2 separate regions of the Homo sapiens genome follow, and region 2 is linked to region 1. Evidence: read pairs that join two places in POLR2A ChIA-PET (ENCODE). Cell type or tissue: OCI-LY7. All regions are shown on one strand. Links, peaks and the distances in the headings refer to the core of each region. The heading gives the core; the rest is flanking DNA.

Evidence for each region. ChIA-PET counts read pairs that join two places held together with the same protein. Peaks named below come from ENCODE experiments on the same cell type or tissue, not always from the same donor. Only the 100,000 strongest peaks of a DNase experiment are listed, where the experiment ranks them.
Region 2: POLR2A ChIA-PET joins it to region 1 with 5 read pairs; 2 of 35 experiments call an interaction of 5 or more read pairs at or near these places.

The regions. Positions count from the first base shown.
Region 1 is chr12:116,998,695-117,001,606 of GRCh38, forward strand. The region is part of intron 7 of FBXW8 (F-box and WD repeat domain containing 8); the gene reads left to right. Among named protein-coding and RNA genes, the nearest start is that of FBXW8, 89 kb to the left of the region's middle. In OCI-LY7, for the core only: no CTCF peak of the experiment used is centred there; a DNase peak (open chromatin) is centred at 1,837.
Region 2 is chr12:117,123,298-117,126,209 of GRCh38, forward strand. The region is part of intron 2 of TESC-AS1 (TESC antisense RNA 1); the gene reads left to right. Among named protein-coding and RNA genes, the nearest start is that of TESC-AS1, 25 kb to the left of the region's middle. In OCI-LY7, for the core only: no CTCF peak of the experiment used is centred there; no DNase peak of the experiment used is centred there.

The DNA.
Region 1 (2,912 bases), core at 328-2,827:
GCCCTATTAGAAATGTTTGCCTTTGTTCCAGAGGTGAAAACACGAAAACACTAGTGCTGCAGAAGAGGCTGTGTGCTTCCCCTGCATGTCCAGACAGTTGAGACTGATGCTGGTTTGGGGCAGAGTAGGAGCAAGAGGGCACTCAGCAAATGGCCTATGTGAGTTGAATTTCTGAATATTTAAAACATTTTACTGTTTTCAAAATACACATCGCAGCTTAGACTCACAAAATATTACCAAGTAGAGAACTTTCACTTTTTATTCAGTACATAGATGACTATGATTTATTAATTTCCTCCGCACTTCAGTCTTCTATAGGGCACTGTGTTAGAGAGTGGGTTTGTAATTAACTTATCAATTACTGAGTTGCAGATGAATCCTTCTAATGGACGCAAAGTTACTCTTTAAAGCATTCCCTCGATGTGTTATTAATTTACAGGGTAAATCCCCTTTGTAGAGAGCAAAGGAAAACTCCTGCTCAGCCCACATCTGAGCGGTCGCATCCCAAACTAAGGGACTCAGGAAGAGCCATGAGGCTGAAGGTGCATTAAAATGAGGAAGTGGGCTGTGTCCAGAGAGCTGCTCTGCTGGACCTGGCTTCCAGCCTTAGCTTGCCTCTGCTGCAGGAGAACTGTGCCAGGGACGTGGGATGACCGACTGGCCCCAAACTGAATTCCTCATCCAGATTTCTTTGGGTCTTTGCAGGGTTAGGCCATCTGGCCCGGGTGGCTTCTTTGCACTCTGCTGTTTGCTTGGGTTTGAACTCTTACTGTGATCTCATGATCACAAGTTTTAAAAGTATGTTGAAAATGACATGAAAATAATCCCTCCCCGAGCGCATTTCCCCTTCCTGGCTCGCCCCTGCCCTTTCCCCACCTTTATACTCTTGTGGCACCTGTCCACCTGTCAGTGCCCCTCCTCACGGTCCACTTCAGGTTTTCTCAGAGCACTGGCTGCGTGGCGAGGAGCATGGGTAAGGCCCCGGTGCCCATCTTCAGCCTGGCCTTCTAGACTGTGGGGAGTCAGGCCCCATCTTAGCTCCTAGCTCTCTAGTCCTGTGCTTCCAGAATGAGACCCCTGCTCCAGCCAGGCCAGCGCCATCCTCAATGTGCCACATTCATTCCTGACCGGGGACTGGCACTAGCATCCCCTCTTCCTCTCCTGTCTTGCCATGTCCTTTTGAAAAACAGTCCTACTTAACAGAAGCAGCCTTACAAACTATCTGCCTCTCATTGAGCATCAGAGCTCTGGCCCTGAGCTTGTACAGAACACAGGGTCTGCATCTCATTTTTTTTTTTTTTTTTTTTGAGACGGAGTCTCGCTGTCTCCCAGGCTGGAGCGCAGTGGCGCGATCTCTGCTCACTGCAAGCTCCGCCTCCCGGGTTCTCGCCATTCTCCTGCCTCAGCCTCCCGAGTAGCTGGGACTACAGGCGCCCGCCACCACGCCTGCCTTTTGTATTTTTAGTAGAGACGTGGTTTCACCGTGTTAGCCAGGATGGTCTCTATCTCCTGACCTCATGATCCGCCCACCTCGGCCTCCCAAAGTGCTGGGATTACAGGCGTGAGCCACCGCACCCAGCCTGCATCTCATATTTTCATACCGGCACCGCCCAGCACTATTGCCTCCCCAGATTGGCAGCAATTTGGAAGCAGGAAGTAAGCACTGATAGCTGAGTAATACTTACCACTGTCATGGCTGAAGTTCTTCGTTAGCCTGAAAGGCAGTATAGGTAGAGCACAGGGGTTCTCACATGCCAGCATGCATCAGAATCTACAGGAGACCTGATGAAAACACTGAGCACTGGCCCCACCCCCGGAGCTTCCGACTCAGTGGGTCGAGGGTGGGGCCTGAGAATTTGCATGTCTAACAAGTGCCCAGAGCAGCGGAGGCTGCTAGTCCTGGGACCACACTTTGAGCACCCTGGGGTAGAGGTTTAAAGAGTATGAGCTTTGATACCACCCACCCAGGTTTGAATCCTGGTGCCAAAACTTCCTAACTGGGCAAGAGGTTTGAGCTCCTTAGGGCCCCATATTCTCCTGTGTAAAGGGAGTAAAATCATGGTACCTATCTTACAGCACTGTGGAGGTCAGGTGAGATAACGCATCATAGCAGTGTTTTGCATGTAAGAGAATATTATAAATATTAGCTGTTATTAATAACTATTTTGGTAGGACAGGAAAGACATTGTGATATGGTCACAAAGTGGCGCAGGAATGACACGAGCTGCGCTCCACCTAGTGCCACCTCAGCTCCTTTTGTTGCCCATGTAATTTGGGGCAAGCTACTTAAAATTATTTAAGCCTCAGTTTCTTGATGCACAAAATGTAGGCAGTAGTATTTGTCTTCTCTCCCTCTTGGTGGTTGTGAGATTCAAATGGAAGGATATTCCGAAGGAATTTGTGTGAAAGGCATGTCCTGGGTATTACAAAGAGCTCATATGTGTAGTGTTTGTTTATGTGCAAAATGCTGCTAAGCATGTCTCTGCCAATACCTCATGCACCATGTAGAGTGAGTAGAGGCCGTTATGCCTTAGGGAGCTGGGGGGAGCCCCTGGGTGGACCTGCTGCCCTCCACCAAAGGCCCTGATTATTCGCTGCGGCTTCCCAGTCTCCCCCTGGGGCTATTTGTTTCAGTGATCTGATTTTAGCTGCCTGCCTGCCCTCTTCTAGAAGCTTTTGTCCAGTCTAACTTTGGGCCAAACTAGAAGTTGCCAGGCTAGTCAAAAGAAAATCGATAACCAAGCTAGTGTAATATACTGAATTTCATGTGCAATGTTCACTAAGTCCTGTCGGCATACAGATACTTGTACATTATGAGCATCTCATGGTAACCTTTTCATTTTCAAAATAGTATGCAAGTTGCCTTTAATTTTAAAGAGTTCACTTCATAGTTTGCAGCCTCAGTTTTCACT
Region 2 (2,912 bases), core at 238-2,737, 120 kb after region 1:
GACTGAGTGGTTCCCAGACTTGAGTGTGTCTCTCAGAAGCCCTTGGAGGACTTATTAAAATACATGTCACTGAGCTCCAGCACCGGAGCTTCTGATTCAGTGGGGCTGGGTTCAGAAATCTGCATTCCTGACGAGTTCTCAGGTGATTGCAGTTGGTCTAGGAAGAGACTTTGAGAAGCACTGTGCTAAACGCAGAGAGGTAGTGTGTTCCCACCATCATTCTCCGTTATCTGAGCTGCCTTTCTTTGGGCCTTGATTCCCCTATCTCTAACGTGAGAATAACATAGTAGCACTTACCCTGCGGGGCTGCTGGGAGGATGAGAGATATATATGTGAAGTGCCTGGCACGTGCTGGGCTCACTGTGTGTGGTAAATATGTGATATGGTTTGGCTGTGTCCCCACCAAAATCTCACCTTGAATTGCAATAATCCTTGTGTCGAGTGCAGGGCTGGGTGGAGATAATTGAATCATGAAGGCAGTTCCCCCACACTGCTCTCGTGATAGTGAATAAGTCTCATGAGATCTGATGGTTTTATAAATGGGAGTTCCCCTGCACAAGCTCTCTTTCCTGCTGCCATGTAAGACGTCCCTTTGCTCTTCCTTCATCTTCCACCATGATTGTGAGGCCTCCCTAGCCATATGGAACTGTGAGTCTATTAAACCTCTTTCCAAGTTACCCGGTCTCAGGTATGTCTTTATTAGCAGCATGAAACGGACTAATACAATATGACTCCATTACCGTTACATGCCCAACATGGCTACATAGCCTGGGTGTCTTTTATATGTTCCATGCACCTAGCATACTGCTATGCACTTGGTAGGAGCTCAAAAAATATGAATGTAGGTAGAGTGAGTTCCAGGCAAAGGAAACAGCCTGTGCAATGGCCCAGAGGCAGGAGGGTGTAGGGAAGTCAGGGAGCCTCTAACTTGTGGCAGAGGCAGAGTCTGTGTGCAGGAGGGTAATACACTGTGCTTAAAAGTTTGGACTTTGTTCTAAGGGCAACAGGAAGCCATCAAGCAAGGGAGTCATTCCAAGAGATACAGATTTTAGAAAAACCAGGTAGGAGGCAGGTGAACTTGCCAAGGCAAGAGACAGTGGTGGCTTGGACCAGGGTGGTGGCAGTGGGGAGGCACAGAGGTCCAGTGTGGTCCCTAGAGCAGGACAAGGTGATGGATGAACCTTGAAGGGTGAGAGAAGGGGTGAGCCCCAGGGCTCATTTTGATGAACGAGAAAGAGTTTTATCTGCATTCAGGAACTCAACGGACTCCCTTAGGGCATTTGCCAGAGTGTGAGGCCAAATAACTGATTTCCTTCCTAAGACCCTGCCAGTCTACTCAGTGAGTCAACCTCCTCCGGTGTTAGAAACAGCCACCAATGTAGAAATGGCAAGTTGCTCGCAACCTGGATGGTTCTAGGCCTACGTGGGCATAGCTGGTCCTGATCCATGGGCAGCAGGAGGAGAGTCCAGGTTTGGTCTACAAACAATAGCCCCAAGGCAGTATTTCTGAAGCCATGGCCCCTCTCCCAGCCTGCTGTGTTCTTGTGGATTGCTGGCACATTCCACCAAGGCAGTAAGGCATGGCCAAACACCTCATATCCCATCCTGAACCCCCACACCTCACTGGGCCACCAAGAGGCAGGGGCATTTTAATTTAAAATGAAAGGACAGCAGACCATCTCCAGGCAAACCAGTGGGCTCCAGACAGATACGAGGCTTCTGAAGCAGGGAGAGGGAAGTGAATCTTGAAAAGAATAGATCAAGGGGTTGGGAGGGGAGACACATCTCCCCCAGCCTTTGATCTGTGCAGCCCAGCAATGACAGAAGTAGTAACACAAGCTGGGAACACATTTTGCTTTCGTATGACTCACTCAAGAAAGGAAAATGGAAAATTACCACTCTCCTCTCTCTCTTTCCCAAATAGGAACAGGTGCTCTTCCTTGGTGGGGAAGAGCCTAGGTGTGCGACCTGCTGGCAGGATACCTGGGCCATCTCGTGCAGCCACTGGCTCCTTCCTCGCTCTCTTGGTGCTCCCTGTTCAACAGAGGCTTTTCCAGGCAGGGTGCAAACAGCCAGAGCTTAATGAGCTTTTAAGATTAGAGATGCTATTCGCCTGGGGTTGCTGTGCAGCCGAGACTGAGGGTGACTCATGCCGAATATATACTGCCTAGACAGTGACAATTCGCAGCATCTCTCACTACTAAACTACAAAATGTTGTTCCCTTGCTCTCCCTCACCCTGGGCCATCTGTTTGTCTCTATTACTGGTTACACAGTACTGTCAGGGGACTTCTGCCCCCTCCTACATGGCTCACTTCAGGGCTGCCACTCCACACATTACAAACCTACACATCTAAGACCCGGAACCAGCCCTTCTGTTCAGCAGCAACATGTCCACCCCCAGCTCCAAGCTGGGGAGCGAATTAAAGTGATTAACAAATGGTAAATGGTGCTCAACGATTTCAATGAGTAATTAAGAGAAAGAAATGGAAGACCCAGCTGCAGAGGAAATATTAGGTATTGATATATGACATTGTTATAAACTGTCACGACTGTCACCTGTCACGTCACCTGTCAGTCATGTCACATGTCACTGTCACCTGTTGTCTGTCACTGCCACCTGTTGCATGTCACCTATTACCTGAACCATCACCTGTTGTCACGTCACTGTCATGTCGCCTATCATGTCACATCACTCATCTGTCCTGACACCTGTCACCTGTCACATCACTAACGTCACGGGTCATTTGCATGTCCTTGGCATGCAACAAACATATCATGTCATTGGTATGTCACGTCATTGGCATGGCCATGTAGTAAGCACATCTTTAACATGTAAAAAGCAGGCCATCAGCATGCTTTTGCCATGGCTTCAACACATAAGCATGCCACATGTTCCTGACATGTAAGAGA